Linked DNA regions of Homo sapiens: region 1 is linked to region 2. The links are chromatin loops, found by intact Hi-C in ENCODE. Cell type or tissue: heart right ventricle. All regions are shown on one strand. Each heading gives the region's core, and the rest is flanking DNA. Links, peaks and the distances in the headings are about the cores only.

What was found. Hi-C counts contacts between places; a loop is a spot of excess contacts. Peaks named below come from ENCODE experiments on the same cell type or tissue, not always from the same donor. Only the 100,000 strongest peaks of a DNase experiment are listed, where the experiment ranks them.
Region 1: it touches region 2 in a loop (2.3-fold over the local background); 22 of 110 quality-filtered maps call a loop at or near these places.

The regions. Positions count from the first base shown.
Region 1 is chr19:40,669,177-40,685,992 of GRCh38, forward strand. NUMBL (NUMB like endocytic adaptor protein) reads right to left here. Exons shown (of 10, transcript NM_004756.5): 3 at 15,241-15,380; 4 at 13,718-13,792; 5 at 13,552-13,626; 6 at 11,741-11,881; 7 at 8,056-8,245; 8 at 4,168-4,473; 9 at 722-844. Among named protein-coding and RNA genes, the nearest start is that of NUMBL, 13 kb to the right of the region's middle. In heart right ventricle, for the core only: no CTCF peak of the experiment used is centred there; a DNase peak (open chromatin) is centred at 2,427; H3K27ac peaks cover 1,233 bases.
Region 2 is chr19:40,741,389-40,748,700 of GRCh38, forward strand. It overlaps ACTMAP (actin maturation protease), which reads right to left. Exons shown (of 6, transcript NM_198476.5): 2 at 3,742-3,810; 3 at 3,171-3,295; 4 at 2,679-2,808; 5 at 2,517-2,587; 6 at 1-1,382. The coding sequence ends at 1,045. Among named protein-coding and RNA genes, the nearest start is that of ACTMAP, 5.4 kb to the right of the region's middle. RefSeq lists enhancers at 2,654-3,620, 3,621-4,586. In heart right ventricle, for the core only: a CTCF peak has its summit at 3,236 (motif pointing right); no DNase peak of the experiment used is centred there; H3K27ac peaks cover 2,567 bases.

The DNA.
Region 1 (16,816 bases), core at 330-5,329, 72 kb before region 2:
AAGATGATCCTTGGTTCTAGGATGATCCTCTGGTTCTAAGATGATCTGTGTTTCTAAGGTGATCCTATGGCTCTAAGATGATCCATAGTTCTAGGATGATCCCATGGTTCTAAGGGGATCCCGTGGCTCTAAAATGATCAAGGGCTCTGAGATGATCCATGGCTCTAAGGTGATCACATGATTCTCAGATAATTCCATGGCTCTAAGATGATCCATGGTTCTAGGATAATCCCCTGGCTCTAAGATGATCCCTGGGTCTAAGGTGATCACATGATTCTTAGGTAATCCCATGGCTCTAAGATGAACCACGGATCTAGGATGATCCCCTGGCTCTAAGATGATCCATGGCTCTAAGATGATCACACGATTCTCAGATAATCCCATGGTTCTAGGCTGATCCCCTGGCTCTAAGATGATCCCTGCTTTTAAGGTGATTGCATGATTCTCAGGTAATCCCGTGGCTCTAAGATGATCCATGGATCTAGGATGATCCCCTGGCTCTAAGATGATCCATGGTTCTAAAGTAATCGCATGATTCTCAGGTAATCCCATGGCTCTAAGATGATCCATGGTTGTAGGATGATCCCCTGGCTCTGAGGTGATCCATGGTTCTAAGCCTGTAGGATCCCAAGACCCCTGGAGTGTCTGGGTAGCCCTGGATAGAGGAGGGGATACAGGAGGGACATGCAGGGTGTCTGCCCAGCAGAAAGCCTGGCTTTACCTGTTGTGGCAGGTGGTGGCCCTGGTGCTGGCGCTCCAGCACTGGCAAAAGATGAACTGATCTGTGTGCACAGAGCGTTGATGCTGTCACTGTCGCCGGCACCAGGAGGCTCCATCTCAGGCACTGGGAAGCAGGGCAGGACAGAGGTCAGCAAACAGGCCCAGACCCTGCCGCAGCCCCGCCCTCTACCCCCCGCCCTCGGTGGCCCTCTCTTCTGACCTGGATCCTTTCCCACTGTAGTAACTAAGTGGCCATGACCGCCAAATAACTGTGCATATGTGTGTGTCACATCTGAGCGGCAGAACGACTGAGTTAGTGTGTGACATTTGACGGCTGACAGTAACAGGGACCCCAAACCAAGGACCTCAAGATTTGTGTGTGGCCACAAACCAGAAGAGTTGTCTAAAACACTTAGCAACATATATTAGTTTAAAAATATGCCCAACCACGTGCATGGCAAGGACATGGGCCCAGTCTGAATGGGCTGTGGCATGGCCGCTCACTGGCTGGGGATCATTTGTCCAGCTTTGGGCAGAGAAGTGGGGTCCTGTCCACCCCACCCAGGCTGATCTATGGCAAACATCATGAGAGCAGAGATACACCTGTGCCAGCAAGGCAGGAGACACTGAGCAGGCATGGCGGCCCCGTGAGGGCTTGTGATGAGCAAAGGTACCATCCAAATAAACAATTAAGGACTCCCATGTGTGGTGTGTGACACATGTCTGTGATGTTTTAGCCAATGGCTGTCTCCAAGGGACCATGTAGATGCTCCAGTGAACATCAGAACTGGCCGTAGGAGTCTGCAGGTGTGCTGCGGGGGCGCCCGGGTGGGACAGCCAATGTCGACAATGATTGTGCATGTTCGTCCAAACAGGAATGCAGCTTCTGAGAGTGTGACTGGGGTCCGGGTGTGTGGCGTCCTGATGCGTGACTCCCAGGTGTGAGTGCATCTGCCGTGTGATGTATGAGTGTGTTTGCAGGTGTGCATGGATCTGCACATGTGGCTTTGGAGTTTGCATAAATCTGGGTGTGTGGTCTGTGAAGGTGTGTAAATCTGAGTGTGTTTCTTTTTTAAAAATATTTATTTATTTATTTTTGACACAGGGTCTCGCTCTGTTGCCCAGGCTGGAGTGTAGTGGCACAATCTTAGTTCACTGCAACCTCCGCCTCCCAGGCTCAAGCAATCTTCCTGAGTAGCTGGGACTACAGGTGCATGCCACTGCACCTGGTTAACAATAAAGGTTAATTTTTAAAATTTTTTTGTGGAGATGAGATCTTGCTGTGGTGCCCAGGCTGGTCTCAAACTCCTGAGCTCAAGTGATCCTCCTGCCTCAGCCTCCCAAAGTGCTGGGATTACAGGTGTGAGCCACCACGTCTGGCCATGTGTGACTTCTGACTCTGTGATTTTGGAGTGTGTGTGACTTGAGAGTATACCTGACTGTGAGTTTGTGACTTCTGAGCATGTGTGACATGTGTGTGGGGGGGTGCAATGTCTATGTGAGTATGTGAAATTTCTGTGTGGCAAGTCACATCCAAATAAGCGTGCAGCTGGCCACAGGAGTGTGAGGCTTCCAAATAAAGCCTGGAGCTCCTGCCACCTCTCAGGAGCACGTGTGACAGCCTGGGGAGTGTGCCTGATGTCAGGCTGCGTTAAGGACAGCAAATGTGAGGGTGTGTGATGGCCCAGGAATGCTGCAGGCATGGAGGGAGCGTGCGTCACTCTCAACAAGGGTTGGCATCTGCTCACCGGTTACCTTTTGGAGCAGCCCAGCCTCCTGGATACAGCTCAACACCCTCCCACATCAATCCCCGAGGACATAACGGGTAGGCGATGCAGATTTGGCATCCAGGAGCAAGAGAGTGGGCCAGACCACATGGGTTCACTGGCTGCTGGTGGGGAAGACAGCCCTTCTGCCTGCCTCCCTCAGGCAAAAACTCAGTAGCGTGCCACCTCTATCTTCCTTCCCTATGGCAGAGATTGCTCTTAATTTTTTTTTTTTTGAGACAGGTTCTCACTCTGTTGCCCAGGCTGGAGTGAAGTGGCGCAATCTTAGCTCACTGCAGCTGGGCTGAAGCAATTCTCCTTCCTCAGCCTCCTGAGTAGCTGAGACTACAGGCATGCGCCACCACACCAGGCTAGTTTTTGTATTTTTTTGTAGAGACAGGGTTTAGCCAAGTGATCTGCCTCAAGGGATCCTTGAGCCCCTCTTGGGCTCAAGTGATCTGCCTGCCTTGGCCTCCCAAAGTGCTGAGACCACAGGCATGAGCCACTGCACTTGGCTAGACATCACTTTTAGATCATGATGTACACCACCTGTCTCCTTTCCCTGGCCCATGGCAGACATTAGTAATCAAACACAATGCTTTTTTCCCCCACGGAGCTCTTTGCTCACCTTACCCGTCACCTGTCCAGACCTCATGGCTCCCCTGGCCAAGTGCTAGAAGAAACAGATCCTTGTAACTCCATCTTCCCTCCAAGTAAAACAGGACCTTTATATCTCCTCTCTCTTACCACCAGCCATGGCAGACAATGCCAATCAATTATGATGTGCTGCTCCTTTTCGTGATGGGTACTGCCTCTGCTCAACTCTGTGCCTACAACAAATGTTCCTGATCCATCACTATGCCCCTGACCCCTGGGATCTCTGAGCTCACTGGTGCCCTGCATGTCATGTTTCTACTGACCAAATTCTGGGAGTCTCCCCTTTGGGTAAAAACATAACACTCTTGCTACTCTTTCTTCTCCCTTGCCCATGACACACACTGCATGGAGATCATGACTGCTAACCGATCATGATGTGTGCCATCTTTCTCGTTTCCCTTAACCACAGCAGACATTGCTAATTGATCATGACTTGTGATGCCTTTTTTGCCATCCCTTGATGCTCCCTGCCCTAGGCAGACATTTCTAATCCATCACAATCCTCCTTTCCTCAGAGCCTGAGGAATACCTGTATCCTTCACCTAGCCAGATCTCATAGGTGAATGCTTGGAGGGAGGGAGCATTAACCTGTAGTGCTTCAGTCTACTCCTGAGCAAAAACAGGCCAATGGTGTTGCTTCTCTTCTTTCCCTGGCCCATGGCAAACTTCCTTATCCATGCCCGACTTCTTTGTCCATAGCCGACTTTGCTAACTAATCATGATGTGTGTCATCTTTCTCCTTTTCCTTAACCACACCAGACATTGCTAACTGATCATAACTTGTGATGCCTTTCTACTATCCCTTACTCAGAGCAGACACGGCTTATCAATCCTGATTTGTGCTATCTCTTTCCTCTCCCTTGCCCACTGCTAATCGATCATGACATGTTCCCACTCTCTCTCCTTTGCCCATGGCAGACAGTGCAAATCAATCACAGTGTGAACCATCTCGCCTCCATCCCTTGCCCACATCAGATAGTGCCAATTGATTCCAACGCCGTTTCCCACTGGGCCCAGGGCTCACCTGTGCCCTTCACCTGGAAGTCAGTGCGGCGCTGCAGCGTGGATGGCAGCTCATTCAGCCGTAGGCTCAGCTGCCGTTTGAAAGGCGAGTTCTTCTGGCTGAGTGCTGGGAACCCACGGAAGGAGCCCTGGCGAACCAGCTGCTCCAGGGGTGCATGGCGCCGGGGGATGGCGGCCGCAGTGGTGCCTGCAGCCACAGGGGTGCCTGCCTCACCCTTCTCACCAGGGGATGTGGTGGCTGGTGTCGGGGACACGTGCCCAGGCTGGGCAGGGCCAGGAGCCACAGTGGGGGCAGCTGCTGCCTCTGCTGGAGACATGGGGGAGATGGATGGTTAGATATCTCACCATGGCATGCAAGGCCTCTCCCACCTGGTTCTCTTGATCATTCTCCAAGGCTGCCTTCCTTGCCCAGTGAGTCCTGCCCTTAAGACAAGCTAGTCAAAGCCCTGAGATATCCCTCACCCCCACCCAAGTCATGATCCCCTTCCCCAGGAGGCTCTTGGAAAACCGTCCCCCAGGCTCACCCTCTGTGTCTCTCCAGCTTCCTGCCCCTTTCTGTCTTGCCCTGCTGCTCTCACCATTCTTCCCTCTAAGACCCTCTATCTCCCTTTTTGATCACTTAACAAACACTGATTTGGTGCTGGAACAACGTATCAGGCATTGTTCCAGATGCTTTTCAAGTATTCACTCATTCAATCCACACGACTACCCATGGGGTTGATATGATTCTCATTTTACAGATGTGGAAACTGAGACCCAGCAAAGGCCCAGTGTGATGTGCCCAAGTCCTACTGCTAGGAAGGGGCAGGCTGACTCTGGACCCCATGCTCCAAATGACTGCCCGCCCTGTCTCCCTCTGACCTGTCTCTCCATATCATGTTGTCTTTCTCTGTCACTGTCTGTTCCCCTCTGTCTCCCACCTCCCAGCCTTCTTCCCACCTCAAGTAGCTCCTCCCTTCCTCCAGTCATTCTAGACATGGCTTGGATGCTTCATCCTCTGAGAAGCTTTCCAGATTGTTCCAGGCTCTCAGCCTGGCTCCCTCCACTCTGAGACTGTTCTCTGTACTCTGGGAGGAAACCTGACCTCCCCACTCAGCAGGAGAGGCAGGCTCTTCAAGGGCAGGGCTGCCCTCACCCCTGCCAAACCACAAACACACATCTACCCTCCTACCAGGGCCTCCCCGAGCTGCAGCCTGAATGCCATGGAGATTAAACTCAGGCCCAGAGAGACCCTCCCATAAGGATGTCGCCCAGTGCTGCTTCTCCCATCGTGACACAATGGGGCACCCATGCAGGCCTGGCCCAAGGCAGTGGAAACAGCCCAGGACAGGTTGGAACCAGGAAACCTCCTCTGCCTCCACTCACTGTGTGACCTCAGGAAGTCCCCTCCCCTCTCTGGGCTCCAGTTTGCCAACTAGAAACCTGGGATAAACATCTCAGTGCTACCTCCCAAGCCTCTGAGAGGGTCAGTTTAGGTAGTGAATGTTAAATGTTTTGGAATCCAACAAAAGCATGCCTGGACACAGTGGTTCACGCCTGTAATCCCAGCACTTTGAGAGGCCAAGGTGGGGGGATCAGTTGAAGCCAGGAGTTCAAGACCAGCCTTGCCAACATGGTGAAACACCATCTCTACTAAAAATACAAAAAAAGATTAGCTGGGTGTGGTGGCACACGCCTGGGATTCCAGCTACTCTGGAGGCTGAGGCAGGAGAATCGCTTGAACCCGGGAGGCAGAGGTTGCAGTGAGCCGAGATCGCACCATTGCACTCCAGCCTGGGCAACAGAGCAAGACTCTGTCTCAAAAAAAAAAAAAAAAAAAAAAAAAAAACTTAGCTGGACGTGGTGGCGGGCACCTGTAATCCCAGCTACTCAGGAGGCTGAGGCACATAAATGTCTTGAAACCAGGAGGCAGAGGTTGCAGTGAGCTGAGATGGCACTACTGCATTCCAGCCTGGGTGACGGAGAGAGACTCTGTCTCAAAAAAAAGATGTTCTTTTTTTTCCCCTTACAATCCAGGATCTAATTCAGGATCACATCTCGCATCTATTAATACCTGTTAAACCTCATTAGTCTCCCTTAATCAGGATCAGTTCCCAATGGTAAATTCTTTGTAAATTCTAAGTAGTGTTTTCCCAAAGAACTTAAATTCACAGTAAAATAAATAAATAAATTAATTAATTAATAAATAAATTAATTATATGGTGACTCAGGACATACATACAATTATATTTTAAACACACACACACACACACACACACACACACACACACACAGAGTTTTAGAACTTACAAAGTATTTAACCATTTACCTAGAAAGTTAGTTTTACCAAGTATGTTTCAAACTTTCTTGATGGCAATCCAGAGTTAAGAGATATCTTTTATATGGTAGCCTCTTACACACGCGTGCACACACACACACACTCTCTCTCTCAAATAAAAGTATCATTAAATTATATTTAACCCTTATGCCATTCAATATACTCTGATATTTTCTATGATTCTCTATTTCATTGTTTTTAAATTAATTTTTTTTTTTTTGAGACAGGGTCTCACTCTGTCTGTCACCCAGGTTGGAGTGTGGTGGTGCAATCGCAGCTCTCTGCAGCCTCTACCTCCTGGGCCCAGGTGATCCTCCTGCCTCAGCCTCCTGAGGAGCTGGGACCACAGGTTGCACCACCACGCCTGGCTAATTTTTTAATGATTTGTAGAGACAGGGTTTCCCTATGTTGCCCAGGTTGATTTCATTTTTTTAAATGTCAGCCACATGGGCTGGGCCCAGTTGTCCACACCTATAATACCAGTGCTTTGGGAGGCTGAGGTGGGAGGATCGTTTGAGGCCAGGAGTTTGAGACCAGCCTGGGAAACACAGCAAGATCCCAGTTCTACAAAATATAAAAATAAAATTAGCCAGATGCTGTGGCTTGTGCCTATATTCCCAGCTACATGGAGGCTGAGGCAGGAGGATTACTTGAGCCCAGCAGTTTGAGGCTGCAGGGAGCTGTGATCGCACCACTGCACTCCAGCCTGGGCAACAGAATTAGACCTCAACTCAGACAACAAAACAAAACAAAAAATGCCAGCCACAGTACAGCAAATTGGCTTCCCAGGTCTTAATACACAGGTTGAAAAGCCCTGAGAAGGCCAGGCGCGGTGGCTCACCTGAGGTCAGGAGTTGAGGCCAACATGGTGAAACCCCATCTCTACTAAAAATACAAAAATTAGCCATGCCTGTAATCCTAACTACTCGGGAGGCTGAGGCAGAATTGCTTGAACCCGGGAGGTGGAGGTTGCAGTGAGCCTAGATCACACCATTGCACTCCAGCCTGGTTGACAGAGCGAGACTCCGTCTCAAAAAAAAAAAAAAACAAACAAAAAAAGAAAAGCCTCGAAAAGCCCCGAATTGGTGGATAGTAAACCACTTGGTGCGCCCTTAGAATATTGCCCAGAGAACTCTTTCCATGGAAGTTGCTTTATTTATTTATTTATTTTTTGAGACAGAGTCTCACTCTATTGCCCAGGCTGGAGTGCAGTGGCGTGATCTCGGCTCACTGCAACCTCTGCCTCCAGGGTTCCAGCGATCCTCCTGCCTCAGCCTCCCAAGTAGTTGGGATTACAGGCGTAGGCCACCATGCCCAGTTAATTTTTGTATTTTAGTAGAGACGAGGTTTTACCATGTCGCGCAGGCTGGTCTCAAACTTCTGACCTCAAGCGATCCGCCCATCTCGGCCTCTCAAAGTGCTGGGATTACAGGTGTGAACCATGGCGCTTGGCCTGAAGCATCCCCTACTTTGTAAACTGTTGAGTCTCTGCACCTCTGCAGCTCCCTGCCCCCTGATACTGGGTACCCTGTGCCCACTCTGTGCTCTGCTGGCGCTTGGGGCAACACCCACCTTTCTTCTTGTCCGGGGCCTCTCGCTCAGCAGGCCGCCCACCCCCAGACAGGCGGAAGGAGCCCTCGCGGGCGAAGCTGGTGCGGCTGGCATCGAAGGCGGCCGTGACCCCACATTCCTTCTCCCGTCGCTGTTTTCGCTCCAGGCAGGCGGCAAAAGCACAGCCCACAGCGTGGCTCAGCCTCTCGCCCTATGGGGAGAGGATGGGCGGGGGGGTTAGAGGCGCTGGGCAGTGCGGACAGGGGCCAGGGGCACTGGGTTATAGCCGCTAGGTACTGGGTTGCCCCGGATGAGTCTCTGCACTTCTCTGGGCCTCAGTGCTCATCTGCACCACAAGGAAGGGCTGGAAATGACAGCTCCAAGTGAGAGAAGCCAGAAACCAATGAGCCTGTTGTGTGGCTCCACTTACTGGAAATTCCAGAAGAGGCAAAACTAATCTATGGTTCTATGGTGAAAAAAAGTCAGAACAGGCCAGGAGTGGTGGCTCTCGCCTGTAATCCTAGCACTTTGGGAGGCTGAGGCGGGAGGTTCCCTTGAGCCCAGGAGGTCAAGGCTGCAAGCAGCTATGATGGGGCAACTGCACTCCAGCTTGGGTGACAGAGTGAGATTCTGTCTAAAAAAAAGTCAGAATAGTGGTAGTTTCCTATGGGGTGGGGAATGACTGGAAAGTGTATGAGGGGATGACCGGGTGGTGGCAATGTTCTAGATATTGATAGGGGTTTCGTTACATGGGTGTATGCAGTTGTCGAAATTCGTTGACTGTACACCAAAGGCTTGTGCATTGCTATAGACTAAACGTGTGTGTCTCTCTCAGTTCTAACGCTGAAGCCCTCATCCACAATGTGCTGGTATTTGGAGGTGGGCCTTTGAGAGACAATAAAAGTTATGTTAGATCATGAGGTGGGGTCCTCATGATGGAATTAATGCCCTTATTTATTTATTTTTTTTCTGGGACAGGGTCTTACTCTGATGCTATGCTGGAGTGCAGCGGCATGACCTCAGCTCACTGCAACCTCCACCTCCCGGCTTCAAGCGATTCTCCTGCCTCAGCCTCTCAAGTAGCTGGGATTATAGGCATGCGCCACCACACCTGGTTAATTTGTGTATTTTTAGTAGAGATGGGATTTCATGATGTTGGTGAGGCTGGACTCGAACTCCTGACCTCGAGTGATCTGCCCACCTGGGCCTCCCAAAGTGTTGGGGTTACAGGCGTGAGCCACCATGCCCGGCCGGGATTAATGCCCTTAAAAAGGAAAAAGAGACAAGAGATCTCCCCTCCACCTTGAGAGGTGAAGATACAGAAAGCAGGCATCCATCTGCAAACCAGGAAAAGAGCCCTCACCAAGAAATGAGCCATTTGACACCCTGACCTCAGGTATCCAGCCTCTAGAACTGCGGCAAACAAATGTTTGTCATTTAAGCCACACAGTCTACACTATCTGGTTATAGCAGCCTGAACTAAGACAATCATATCTTTCGCTTTGAAGAAAAAAAAAATCTGGAAACAAATACGAATTCTACTTAATGGTGTGCATGCTGAAGTAGTCCAATGCCTACAAATTTGACATACAAAAAGAATCAGACGGTGTGACTGCAGTCGCTCACACCTGTAATCCCAGGAGGCCGAGGCAGGCAAATCACTTGAGGCCAGGAGTTCGAGACCAGCCTGGCCAACATGGTGAAACCCCATCTCTACTAAAAATACAAAAATCTGCCAGGTGTGGTGGCGTGCACCTGTAATCCCAGCTACTAGGGAGGCTGTGGCAGGAGAATCACTTGAAGGTTGGAGGCGGAGGTTTCAGTGAGCCAAGATCGTGCCACTGTACTCCAGCCTGGGGCAACAGAGCGAGACTCCGTCTCAAAAAAAGGAATGAACCACTGATACAAGCAGCTCACGCCTGTAATCCGAGCACTTTGGGAGGCCAAGGTGACTGGATCGCTTGAGTCCAGGAGTTCGAGACCAGCCTGGGCAACATGGCGAAATCCCATCTCTACAAAAAATTAGCCAGGCATGGTGGCGTGTGCCTGTAGTCCTAGCTACTCAGGAAGCTGAGGTGGGAGAATCGCTTGAACCCAGGTTGCAGTGAGGCGAGATTGCACCACTGCACACCAGCCTTGATGACAGAGAGAGACGCTGTGTCATTAAATAAATTAATTAAAAACATTGCCGGGCAGGGTGGCTCACACCTATAATCCCAGCACTTTGGGAGGCAGAGGCAGGCGGATCACCTGAGGTCGGGAGTTCAAGACCAACCTGACCTGCATGGAGAAACCCCATCTCTACTAAAAATATAAAATTAGCCAGCTGTGATGGTGCATGTCTGTAATCCCAGCTACTTGGGAGACTGAGACAGGAGAATTGCTTGAACCCGGGAGGCAGAGGTTGCAGTGAGCTGAGATTGCTCCATTGCACTCCAGCCTGGGTAACAAGAGCGAAACTCTGTTTCAAAAACAAACAAAAACACAACATTACACTAAGTAAAGAAGCCAGACACATATTATATGATTCCATTAAATGAAATATCCAGAATAGGTAAATCCACAGAGAGACAAAGCAGATTAGTGGTTGCCAGGGGGCTGGGGTAGTGGGGAGACGGGGTGAATTGATGAATGGAGATGGGGTCTCCTTTAGCGGTGATGAAAATGTTTCAGGACTGCTAAAGTCAATGGTTAAACAACACTGAAAATGTATTAAATGCCATTGAATTGTACACTTTTAAATGATTAATTTTATGTGAATTTCACCTCAAGAAAAAAAAAAAGTTGAACTTGGGGAATTCTACTGCTTAATGGTTAAAACTTCCTTCAGAAGTAGGAAGGAATTCATCCAACATCACATTCTTTACCCACAGGAGATGGTCCTGCTCTTTTCTGGCTTTCATTCTCATCCCCAAATAGTTTTTTTTTTTTGTTTTCTTGAGACAGAGTCTCGCTCTGTCACCCAGGCTGGAGTGCAGTGGTGCAGTCTTGGCTCACTGCAACCTCCGTCTCCAGGGTTCATGTGATTCTCCCCACATGTGATTCTCCTACCTCAGCCTCTGGAGTAGCTGGGATCACAGGCGCCTGCCACCATGCCTGTCTACTTTTTTTGTATTTTTAGTAGAGATGGGGTTTTACCAGGTTGGCCAGGCTGGTCTCAAATTCCTGACCTCAGGTGATCTGCCTGCCTTGGCCTCCCAAAGTGTTGGGATTACAGGCGTGAGCCACCACGCCTGGCCAATACTCTTTTTTTTTTGAGATGGAGTCTCACTCTGTCTCCCAGGCTGGAGTGCAGTGGTGCAATTTTGGCTCACTGCAACCTCCACCTCCCGGGCTCAAGTGATTCTCCTGCCTCAGCCTCCCAAGTAGCTGGGACTACAGGTGTGCACCACCACACCTAGCTAATTTTTTGTATTTCAGTAGAGATGGGGTTTTACCATGTTGTCCAGGGTGGTCTTGAACTCCTGAGCTCAGGCAATCCCCCCGCCCCAGCATCCCAAAGTGCTGGGATTACAGGTGTGAGCCACTGCACCCGGCCCTCACGTGAATACTCTAAATTGGGAACCGTGAGTATACTTTCTTCTCCAGATGAGGAAACTGGGCACACAGAGGTTAGTGATGTGCCTGAATGCAGGAAGCTTGTAGGGGTGGGGCTGGGATGCCAGGGCATGGGAGGGAAGAGTTGGCCAGCTGTGGCAATACTCACGGAGTCCTTCAGTGCCAGAAAACAGTGGCAGATCCAGCGGCGGGTAGTCCCGTCACGACAGATATAGGAGAAAGCCTTGTCCAGGTTGCGGTCAGGAGCACAAAAGGAGACCTTTTCGATGGTCTGGTCGACCAGAAGATCCTAGGAGGGGCCGGGGAGGCCAGGAGAAGAGTGTGAACTCTCTTTCAAGTGTTCACTCAACATTCTCTCTGTGTCTGCTGAAATCCAGTCCTGAACAGGGTGGGGACCCAGCAGTCACTGAGACACCCTGTGCCTTGCCTGCAGAGGGCTCCCAGGTCAGCGGGAAGATCAGACCCATCACGAGATGGGCAGCCCAGAGTCATAGCCAGGATGTGATGAAGGAGGCCCAGGCAGAGGGGTCAGGGCCAGGACCATGGAGGCACAGGCAGAGGGGTCAGGGCCAGCATGGCAGAAGCCAGCTTGGGGTCAGTCAGGCAAGGCTTCCTGGAGCAGGTACTAACTAAGAAAAAAAGTCAAGGAACAGTATTTTGGGCTGAGGGAACTGCCTTGCAAAGGTGGTGATCTTGTTCTGTTATTAACCCAACTCTCAGCATGTCCTGGGCACCTCCTAGGGCAGTCTCTGGGCTGGGGGCAGCAGATTCAAGGTGAGCAAACAGATACCTAGATTGTGGCCTCATAGTGCTTCCTTCTGACTGGGCAGGGTGACAATAAACACTTAATGGCTAACATTCATTGATCTGAGCAGTTACGATGTACTAGACCCCATTTAAATATATATATATATTTTTTTCCCAGAAGGAGTCTTGCTCTGTCACCCAGGCTAGAGTGCAGTGGCATGATCTTGGCTTACTGAAACCTCTGCCTCCTGGGTTCAAGTGATTCTCCTACCTAAGCCTCCCAAGTAGCTGGGATTACAGGCACGCACCACCACGTCTGGCTAATTTTTGTATTTTTAGTAGAGGTGGGGTTTCACCATCTTGGCCAGGCTAGTCTCGAACTCGTGACCTCAGGTGATCCAACTGCCCTGGCCTCCCAAAGTGCTGGGATTACAGGCGTGAGCCACCGTGCCCAGCCCACATTTAAATTTTTTTAAAAATTATTTTGTATAGATGGAGCCTTGCTATGTTTCACAGGCTGATCTTGAACTCCTGGCTTCAAGGGGCCCTCCCAGCCAGGCACCATTTCAAATAACTTGCATATGCTTTCTCACTTAATGGTAGGGTCTATTATAATCCCTGTTTTTCTGCGATGGAGTTTAGCTCTTGTTGCCCAGGCTGGAGTGCAATGGCATGATCTCCGCTCACCGCAACCTCCAAGTCTCGGGTTCAAGAGATTCTCCTGCCTCAGCCTCCCAAGTAGCTAGGATTACAGGTACACACCACCATGTCCAGCTAATTTTTGTATTTTTAGTGAGATGAGGTTTCACCATATTGCCAGGCTGGTCTCGAACTCCTGACCTCAGGTAATCTACCCTCCTTGGCCTCCCAAAGTACTGGGATTACAGGCGTGAGCCACCACTCCCGGCCTATAATCTGCATTTTTCAGATGACACAACTGAGACTCAGAGAGGTTAAATCTCATGCCCAGGGTCCCTAAGCTGGGATCGGAGCTGAGGCAGCTGCTCCAGTCTCTCTCACCCACAGCCTATGCCAGTTCCCAAATAATCACAGCATTTATTCCTGAGTTATGACGACAGAGGGAGCACACGGCATCGTCTAGAAGGTCCCTGAGGGAGGGATGTGCAGAGGAGGCGGGAAGGTGTCCTCCGCCCTGATTCCAGCAGGGTGAGCAGACAGGCCCCCTGGCGTCCACCCCCACAGGCCTCCTACCTTGGTTTTGTCGTCCACCACTCGGAGCCCATCGGCTGACACCCACAGGACAGACTTCACGGACTTTCGGCCCATCTGGAGGGAGGCAAGGGGACAAAGGAGCCGGGTCAGGGTGCCTCTCCCTGTCTGACCTTGCCCCCTCCCTCATGGCAGCCCCCTCACTCACCGCCTTCAGCTTCTTCACCGCATCTTCACACACGTGCATTCCCCGGGACTCCTCTACCTCCACGTGACCCAGGTACTTGGGTTGGAGGGAATGGGGGGGGGGACATGAAACAGCACAGTAATCACTCATTCTCAGTGTCCACTGAGCATCTGCCATGCAGTAGACAATATTTTAAGCACATGATGTGTATGCAATCATTTATTCTGCATCTCAACTCTACAAGGTGGAGACCCCATTCCTGGTCTAGACATGCAGATGGGGAAACTGAAGCACAGCACGTAGTAGTGATTCCAGTCTAGCTATACCCCTGGGCCCTAACCCGGCACCGTGGTCCTCCCGAGAGCTAGTATTTGCATCTCTGTGCGTGAGGACTGGCCACAGGCCATGCAAAGCTGCTTTGCCTACCCTAAAGCAGCTAGAAAGAGCCTGGGCCAGTCCCCACAATGACTGAAGGGAGTTAGGGTACCTGAGCCCCAGCTCCCTCATCTGCAGGTGGGATGACTGTTGCCTCGAGTTTCCCAGGGGAAAGCTCAGTTGCACACTGCTGCAGTTTTAATAACACACCCTTTACTGGCTGCCTTACTTTCCTCACTCCCAACACCATTTCCTGCACCTCCCAAATGAAGCCGTCACATTCAAAGTCTGCTTCCAGGGAAGGGAACGTAAGGTGGTGGAGGGGCTGTGACCATGGTCAGTCATCACCCAGCCAGGAAGGGGCTGAGCTCCACAGTCCACGCCGTGAATCCTGCTCTCCCCCTCACAGGAATGTAAAAGCGTAGGGTATGGCTAAACCAGAACGTCCTTATCGGTAGAGCGCTTTGCAAATGCTACACCACATGACGGCTTCCAGGTAATAGTTTGCTGGTACAAAAAAATGTGTTCTGGTTTTTTGTTTGTTTTCAAGATTGGGTATCACTCTGTTGCCTAGGCTGGAGTGCAATGGCACAATTAAGGCTCACTGCAGCCTCGACCTTCCTGGACTCGAGTGAGCCTCCCACCTCAGCCTTGTGAGTAGCTGGGACTACAGGTGCGTGCCACTGTGCCTATTTTTTGTAGAGACAGGGTCTCCCTGTGTTTGCCCAGGCTGGTCTTGAACTCCTTGACTCAAGCAATCCTCCCACCACAGCCTCCCAGTGTGCTGGAATTACAGGTGTTAGCCACCACTACGCTTCAAGTTTTTTTTTTTTTTTTTTTGAAACAGAGTCTGCTCTGTCGCCCAGGCTGGAGTGCAATGGCGCTATCTCGGCTCACTGCAATCTCCGCCTCCCGGGTTCAAGCGATTCTCCTGTCTCAGCCTCCCCAGTAGCTGGGACTACAGGCGCCCGCCACCACGCGAGGCTAATTTGTTGTATTTCTAGTAGAGCCGGGGTTTCACCGTGATAGCCAGGACTGCCGGCCTCACGCTTTTTAACACCAACTTCAAACGACTTGGGCTGGTGTCCCAGCCAGGCCGCGCACCCGCACAGCACAGCACAGCGGCCCCCGTCCCCCTCGCCCCGCCGCACCCTGCCGCGCCCACTCACCCTGACCGGGAAGCTGCACGTGCCCTTCCGCACCGCGTCCTCGTCTGCCTGCCACTGGTGCGGGCGCGACGCCTCGGGCACGTAGGCTGGCTTCCTCCGCCGCAGGCTCTGCCGTAACTTGTTCATGGTGCCCGCCCCGTCTGGTGACACAGGACAGTGATGTGGGTCAAGGGTGGGGGTCAGAAGGTATGGAGCTCAACGGGGAGGGACCAGTGCTCAGGGAGCATGGGGTCAGATAACAAGATAACTGGAAGCGGGGTTACAGGGTCAGTTGGCAGCGCACATGGGATCAGCAGCTCAAGTCAGGGGACAGTGAGGAAAGGAGCCAACAGAAGCCAGGGGAGTGCGAAAGTTGGGCACTGGGGATTCAGAACCATGGGGCTAAGGGGCTGGAGGTCTGGGGTGGGGGGTATGGGGCACAGGCTTCAGGGCATTGGAGGGCTTCTTGTCCATGTGGTGGATGCTTCCTCATTCCCAGGGCCGTGAGGACACAAAGGGTGGGAAATCAGACGTAGGAGGGCATGGGGGCTAGAGGGCATAGAAGTCAGGGGCCGCACGGTCAGGGGTTTTAGGGGTATGAGAGTCAGGCAGTGGGGTGATCAGAGGGCAGCAGAGGAGTTGGGAATTGCATGGGTCAGGGGTGCAGGAGTCAGGTGCATGGGGTATGGGGGATGGTGGCTTGTCTCTGGAACTCTGAGACACAGCCATTCTGTGACAACTGTGTCTAGTCCCCAGGCAAGGCTTCTGGGGCCTTGCACTGATGACTGTCAGAGGCAGGGCTGTGGGTGTGTGGAGTGGGTGTGGAGGTGGCCAGCCACTAGGACAGTCTTCACTGATCAGCCATCCTGACAGTCCCAGGACTGGGAGCACCAACAGCAGAGGGGGATGTGTGTGTGTGTGTGTGTGTAAGCAAGTGTGCAATGGTATGTTCTGGAACGCTGTCTATGAGGGGCTCTATATCTGAGCAGGCAAGTAATGTCTGTGAGTGTGTTTCTGAAGGCTGTCTGGAAGAACGCATGTCTGAGAATGGTGTAGGATAGTGTGCATCTGTGAATGCTGTCCGTGAGGGATGCATCCAAAAGTGTGGTTGTTGTCTGTGAGTCTGAGGCCCTGAAGGTTGTTGCTGAAGGGCATCGATGTCTGAGAGTGGTTGTGAGTGTGTGTCTGCTGTCTATATCCGAGAGTGCCGTTGTTGTCTATGAGAACTTGTGGCTCAGTGCCTGTTGCCTGTGAGGGTGTGTCTGTGTTTGAGATGAGGCTGTCGTCTTTCAAAGGGTGTGTCCATGGCTGTTATCCATGTAGCTATGTCTCTGTGTGAAGGTGTGGCTATTGTCTGTGATGACATTGCCTCGGAGAGTGCATCTGAGGGATCTACAAGACTGTCTGTGTCCAAGAGTGCAGCTGTTGGCGGTGAGCCTGTGTGACTGTGGCTGTTGCCTTAGAGTGTGGGTGTGTGGGTATTGCACAGAGGGTGTATCTGTGTGCAGTGGTGCATCCGTTAGGGTGTGTGGGAACATGAGGTTGTCTTTGAGAGTGTTTTCATGAGGGTTATTTGTAAGGGTGTGACTGTTGCCTG
Region 2 (7,312 bases), core at 276-5,275:
GCTGAGATCACGCCACCGCACTCCAGCCTGGACGACAGAACGAGACTCCATCTAAAAAAAAAAAAAGCAACAGTGCTCTGTAGTTTCCCTAAATGAGATGGGCTCAGTTAGGGACAGAGAAGTGATCCAGACAGGCCTGTTCCTCCTTCAGAGTGGAGGGGTCAGGTATTCATGAAGCTAGTAATCACACACACTCACTAGAAGTTTGTATAAGTGGACAGGAAAGTTTGTGGTCAGCACCATAATGTTCAGGGAGCCAGGAGACAGCCTGGCTGAGATACTGACTACCTAGCTTGAATCCTGACCTTGCCATGTGCTAGTCATGTGACCTCAGGCCAGTGATTCCACTTCTCCAGGCCTCAGTCTTGCCATCTGTCAAATCGGGTCCATCTAGCACCCCCCTTACAGGGTTGCCAGATCTGCTAACACAGGTAGAGGGGCTGGCACAGGTAACTGCTCCCAGATGGGCTTTAAAACTGTGAAGACATGAGGTGGGGGAGGGGTGTCTTGACTGGGGCTGCAGGACTCTTCCCTGAGGTAGTGATACCTGAGCCCCAATGGAAAAGTTAAGGAGTGATCCGCAGCAGAGGGCTGGGGGTGGGACTCAATGATCCGGGGATTTGAACAACACTTCAGGGATCTAAAAGGCCAGTATGACTAGTAGGTGGCAAGCATGAGGAAGACCTTGGGCTAAGGAGGGGTGAGCTGAGGCTGACGCAGTTCAGTGTCCCTGTCCTGTGAGAAGCAGAGGGCCCAGGCAGGAGGTTCCTCAAATGTCTAGTGAGATGACAGAGGCGGCCCCTAGTGAGAAACAGACGATGCGACATTCAGATGGAATAGGCAGGCCGCAGGGTCCGGGCTGTTGTCAATCTCTCCCTAGAGGGACCAGCTGGTGCTCAATACTGCAGGGGGTGGCCCTGATGAAGGAGGACTGGAGACCCCTGAGACCTAGCTTCAATCTTGTCGCCATCACACAGTGGGAGAAGTGTAGGCACACTTCAAATGGTTACCGAGCTAGGCTGCAGCCTGAGACCGCAGCCGCAGCTAATGGCTGCAGTCCTGTGGTGTGAGGAGCAGGGCCTGGCCACAGAGGCCAGCCCGTACCCCACCCACGGGCACCACGTACACCCGGCCGTCAGTGGCCCGTGAGGGCGAGAAGTCCGTCAGCTGCAGGTTGCTCTCCCGGACCTGGTCGTAGTCCCACAGCTGATAGTGCCAACTCTTGCCCTGCTTGGACAGCAGGTAGACAGCTCCCGGGGAGCCCTCCTCTGGCAGGGATGGTGGTTGGCAGGGCGTGCCCAGCACTGGGTGGAACAGGCCCGGCAGCTCAGGGTCCTCAGTGTAGCCGAGACTGGGCACAGCCCGAACACCCAGCAGGACCCCTGGGGGAGAGGAGAAGGTGGTGAGTGGCAGTGACTGAGCCAGGACCAGGTGCTGGGGCTCACTAAGTTCCGCCCTCTCCCGGCCCTCCAGGGTGGGTGCAGCTGCCATTCCTAGGTTACGGTGACGTTAGTGGTGGCCAGTGGGTTGGGATTTGGACCCACCGTGGCACCCGGCTCCAAAGCTGTAGGTGTTTTAAGTCTTGCCTCATCTGGCCTGAGCACAGGGGAGGTGGGGAGGCAGCATGAGATGAAGCAAATGCCGTCACCCGGTCATCCTCAGCTCTTTAGGGAAGAGGCTCCAAGAGGAGCTGTCAAGACCACAAAGCCATGAAGAAGCTGAGCGGAGCCTCCCCCGGACCTCCTGACGCGGACCAACCTGGCCTTCTTTCTTTCAGGCAGGGGGAATGATGAAAACGGTGCTGGTAATACTTACAGAGACATGTCACACGCCAAGCCCTGTTCTATTTTTTTTTTTTTTTTGAGATGGAGTCTTGCTCTGTCACCCAGGTTGGAGTGCAGTGGCACGATCTCAGCTCACTGCAACCTCCGCCTCCCAGGTCCAAGCAATTTTCCTGCTTCAGCCTCCCAAGTAGCTAGGATTTCAGGCATACACCACCACGCCTGGCTAATTTTTGTATTTTTAGTAGAGACAGGGTATCACCATGTTGGCCAGGCTGGTCTCAAACTCCTGACCTCAAGCGATCCACCCACCTTGGCCTCCCGAAGTGCTGGGATTACAGGCGTGAGCCACCGCGCCTGGCCAAGCCTTGTTCTAAGAGTGCTGAGTGCTCTGCCTACAAGGCAGCCTTATGAGGTGGGTACTGTTACCCCCAATTTCCAGATGGGGAAAGGAGCTGTCCAGAGAGGTGATGATACCTGCCCAGAGTCACAGAGCCTAGAAGAGGCTGTGCCAGGCCTGGAGCCCAGACGGTCTGATCCTGAAATCTGTGCTCTGAGCTTCTGTTTGTAGAAGCTCCAACTGGCAGACACCTGGGGCCCAGCCTGCCCGGTGCTAATGCTAAGTGCCCAGCCTGGCTGGGGAGGCACCAGCACAAGGGGTGAGAATGTCAGGAGGATTAATGGAGGCCGGGGAGACCCAGGTTGAGGGGTGCAGACAAAGGAGGGGGAACCCACCTGCACTCACCGCCCAGTGTGCCTTGTGGCCCTTCCTCTGACACGGCTCATGGTTGAAGTCCTCGTCGTAGCTGGTGCTGGCATTAAGGTAAAAACGATGGTGTGGCCCTGGGACCCACCCTTTGCCACCCCTGCCCTCCTCTCTCCCAGGCCCTGGGATACGGGATGAGCAGGGGATGTCCAGTGACCAGGTGCTGCAGGACGAGGTCTCTGTTGGGACCGCCCAGGCCACCAGAGAGCAGCTTGGCCTGGCAGCCCAGCACCTCCTGGGCCAGCCTGCCCATATCGGCCACTGCAGGGTGAGAGCACACAGAGGGGGCTTGCTGCATGTGCCCAGCACCGTGCTGAGGGCTCACAGTGGGCGATGCTTCCAACCCTCACCATGACCTTCCACCCCTTGGTACAAATGCAGAAAATGAGGCACAAAGAGCGTGAGTGGCTTGTCCATGGCCCCAGCGAAGAGGTGGCAGAGCTGGGTTTGCAACCTAGGCAGCCAGCTCAAGTCCATCTTGTAACCTCTCTGCTCTACTGGGCAGTGGGAAGGGCCCAAAGAATGGAATGAGACACCCTGACACACGGCTGCCAGCATCCCACCCAGCCTCTCTGGTCCCAGCCTCATGAAGAGATGATGGAGCATGCAGTCACCCAGCTCACCTGAGAACATCTCTCCCTGGGCCGTGTAGCCTCTTTCCGTGGCCACCCGTATGAGTCTCTCCAGGGGGACGCCACTGGGGGGCGACAGGAGAGTACCTGCCATCCACAAGGCCACCAGCCCGCATCTGGGGACAGAGAGGCCCAGCCTGTCAATCCTATGTCACAGCCCCCTTACCTGGAAGCTGGAGTTGGGGAACAGGTTTGCTGCCCTGGAGGAGTCCCCCTCCCCTCTCCCAGGCCAGCGAGGGAGACCTGACTCCCCTTCAGGGGAGAGCCCAGGGCTGGAGGGCTGGGGGTGGAAGGCGGGGGAGAGGTCACCTGAGCTTCCTGGGAGGAGGAACCAAGGTGGAGTTAGAGAGATGGACCAGGCTCATTCGTTCATTCCTCGCATGTCCCAACTATGTTTACTATGCAGGCACTCAGAAGCCTGAGTGGAAAGTTCCCCCTTTCCTTCCCTCCTCCTCCCAGCAGGGACAATCCACTCCTCTTCTCCAGATCAGTCCTTAAGAAGCCCAGCAAGGGCAGAGTAAAGGCAGCAGATGGGCTGGGGTTCCCGCATCAGGGCACATACTGAGGGCCTTCTTGGATGAGGGACGGCAGGTCTGCACAGAAGAGGATCCACCGCAGGTCACCTCGGAACCTGAAGCAGAGCCGTGCTCAGTCACCAGGGAGCCAGCTCTGAAGCACCCCCTACCCTGAGGTCTGGCTGGGAGTGGTCGTATCCAGGGATGATGAAGGGAATATGGGCCTGGCTGTCCTAAGGCTGAAGGCGGCTCCTGGTTCAGTCACTGACTTCCCCTCCCCAAGCTTCAGTTTCCTCATCTGGTTTGTGGGAATGGTCCTTCTGCCTGCCTGCTCCCTGCTCGCTCTCTCAGTTATTGAAGGGTGAGGAGCAAAGGGTGGCACTTTGCAACCAGGTTTATCTGAGGAAATTTCTCAAAGTGGTATCTCTATCTCCAACTCTTTTTCTTGCTCTGTTGCCCAGGATGGAATGCAATGATGCAATCAAAGCTCACTGCAGCCTCGACCTCCCAGGGTCAAGTTATTCCTCCTGCCTCGGCTTCCTGAGTAGCTGGGAGTATAGGCATGCACCACCATGTCCAGCTAGTTCTTTTTATTTTATTTTATTTTGAGACAGAGTTTTGCTCGTTTTGCCCATACTGGAGTGCAACAGCGCGATCTCAGCTCACTGCAACCCCTACCTCCCGGGTTCAAGTGGGTCTCCTGCCTCAGCCTCCCGAGTAGCTGGGATTACAGGCATGCGCCACCACGCCCAGCTAATTTTGTATTTTTAGTAGAAACGGGGTTTCACCATGTTGGCCAGGCTGGTCTCGAATTCCTGACCTCAGGTTATCCACCCACCTTGGCCTCCCAAAGTGCTGGGGATTATAGGCGTGAGCCACCGTGCCCGACTCTTTTTATTTTTAGTAGAGATGAGATCATGCTATATGTTGCCCAGGCTCCAAACTCTGTGATTTGTTTTTCGCTTCAAGTCTGTTTCCTGGGCTGTTCAACAATGAAAATCCCTTAACTGAACTTTGAATAAAACCAGGTAACAACATGCTTAAGGCCTAAAACATCACCTTGATAGTGAATCTTTGTACCCTGGGGGAGGCCACTCAGATAGTCTGGCCCTGAGGGATTCATTCCTTTTTGTTTGTTTGTTTGTTTGTTTTTTGGGACAGAGTTTCCCTCTTGTTGCTCCGGCTGGAGTGCAATGGTGCGATCTTGGCTCACCACAACCTCCGCCTCCTGGGTTCAAGCGATTCTCCTGCCTCAGCCTCCTGAGTAGCTGGGATTATAGGCATGCGCCACCATGCCTGGCTAAGTTTTTGTTTTTGTTTTTGTTTTTTTTTGAGACAGCTGGAGTGCAGTGGCCCGATCTTGGCTCACTGCAAGCTCTGCCTCCCGGGTTCACGCCATTCTCCTGCCTCAGCCTCCCGAATAGCTGGGACTGCAGGCTCCCGCCACCACACCTGGCTAATTTTTTGTATTTTTAGTAGCAACAGGGTTTCACCCTGTTAGCCAGGATGGTCTCGATCTCCTGACTTCGTGATTTGCCCGCCTCAGCCTACCAAAGTGCTGGGATCACAGGCGTGAGCCACTGCACCCGGCCCTTTTTTGTATTTTTAGTAGATACGGGGTTTCTCCATGTTGGTCAGGCTGGTCTCGAACTGCTGACCTCAGGTGATCCACCCGCCTCAGCCTCTGAAAAGTGCTAGGATTACAGGCGTGAGCCACCATGCCCGGCCTCCTTTTTTTTGTTGAGATGCAGTCTTGCTCTGTCGCCCGGGCTGGAGTACAGTGGTGCGATCTTGGCTCACTGCCACCTCCACCTCCTGGGTTCAAGCAATTCTCCTGCTTCAGCCTCCCGAGTAGCTAGAATTACAGGTGTGTGCCACCATTTCCGGCTAATTTTTATATTTTTGGTAGAGACAGGGTTTTGCCATGTTGGCCAGGCTAGTCTCAAACTCCTGGCCTCAGGTGATCTGCCTGCCTTGGCCTCCCAAAGTGCTGGGATTATAGGCATGAGCCACCGTGCCCGGCCCATGCTTATTATTCCTATTCCAAGGCTGGTAAGAAGGCAAGGTTCGGTTTGGGTGTTGGGGGGGTGCGGACTCAGAGCTCCTGGTTCCTAGTTTAGGGTACCCTCCTGATGAAAGATGATACCACATAAGTATGATTAAAAGCATGGAGGCCGGGTGCAGCAGCTCACGCCTGTAATCCCAGCACTTTGGGAGGCTGAAGCAGGTGGATCACCTGAGGTCAGGAGTTCGAGACCAGCCTGGCCAACAAGACGACAGCCCGTCTCTACTAAAAATACAAAAAATTAGCCAGGCGTGGTGGTGGGCACCTGTAATCCCAGCTACTCAGGAGGCCGAGGCAGAAGAATCGCTTGAACCCGGGAGGCAGAGGTTGCAGTGAGCTGAGATCATGCCACTGCACTCCAGTCTGGGCAATAAGAGCGAAACTCCATCTCTAAATAAATAAATAAATAAATAAGCATGGAGCCAGGCTGGGTGCGGTGGCTAACGCCTGTAATTCCAGCACTTTGGGTGGTCGAGACAAGAAGATCGCTTGGGCCCAAGAATTCAAGACCCAGCCTGGGCAACACAGCAAGACTCTATATCTACAAAAAAATATATATGTACAAAAAACTAGCCGGGCATGGTGGCGCACATCTGTGGTCCCAGCTATTTTGGAGGCTGAGATGGGAGGATCACTTGAGCCTGGGAGGTTGGGGCTGCAGTGAGCTGTGATCCAGCTACTGCATTCCATCCTGGGCAACAGAGCAAGACCCTGTCCCAAAAACAAACAAACAAACAAACAGCTTGGAGCCCTGCCGCCAGAGTTCAAATTGGACTCTTCCTCTTTCTGCACTATAGCTAAGGGGCATTATAGCTAAGGGGCTTCACTTCTATGAGCCTCAGTTTTCTCACCAGGAAAATGAGACAATAAAAGTTTCTACCTCATGGGGTTGTTGAGAGGATTCAGTAAATTAATATTTAAACACAACAGCGCCTGACATAGGGTAAGGCATTCAGTAAAAGGTGGCTGTAATTTGCATTAAATTTGCCTCATCTCAGTGGGGGCATTTAGGGAAGGTTATAAATGTGTCCGGAGGCCAGGCCCAGTGGCTCACGCCTGTAATCCCACCACTTTGGGAGGCTGAGGCAGGTGGATCACCTGAGGTTGGGAGTTCGAGACCAGCCTGGCCAACATGACAAACCCTGTCTCTACTAAAATTACAAAAATTAGCTGGGCGTGGTGGTGGGCGCCAGTTCACTCCAGCCTGGATGAAAGAGGGAAACTCCATTAAAAAAAAAAAGTGTCTGGAAAGCTTGGAGTTTCAATGTGAGTCCTGGCAAGTCGCTTCTCCCTCTTTTCTTCAGCCAGGCAATCACTAAACCTCAGCCTCAGGGCCCCAGCCTAGGTCTGGCACTCTCCTTTCCCCTCCCACCTGGGTCCCTGGATGTCCCAGTTTCCTCAAGGCTCCTAAGTACCACTTCCACAGGCAGCCTCCTTTTCTGCACAGAGCCTCTCCAGGGCTCCCCCGTGCCCTCAGGAAAGTCTCAGTCCCTTTGCACGACCCGCTCTGTCCTGCGTGGGCTGGCTCTGCCGCTTTCACAGCCCCATGTTTG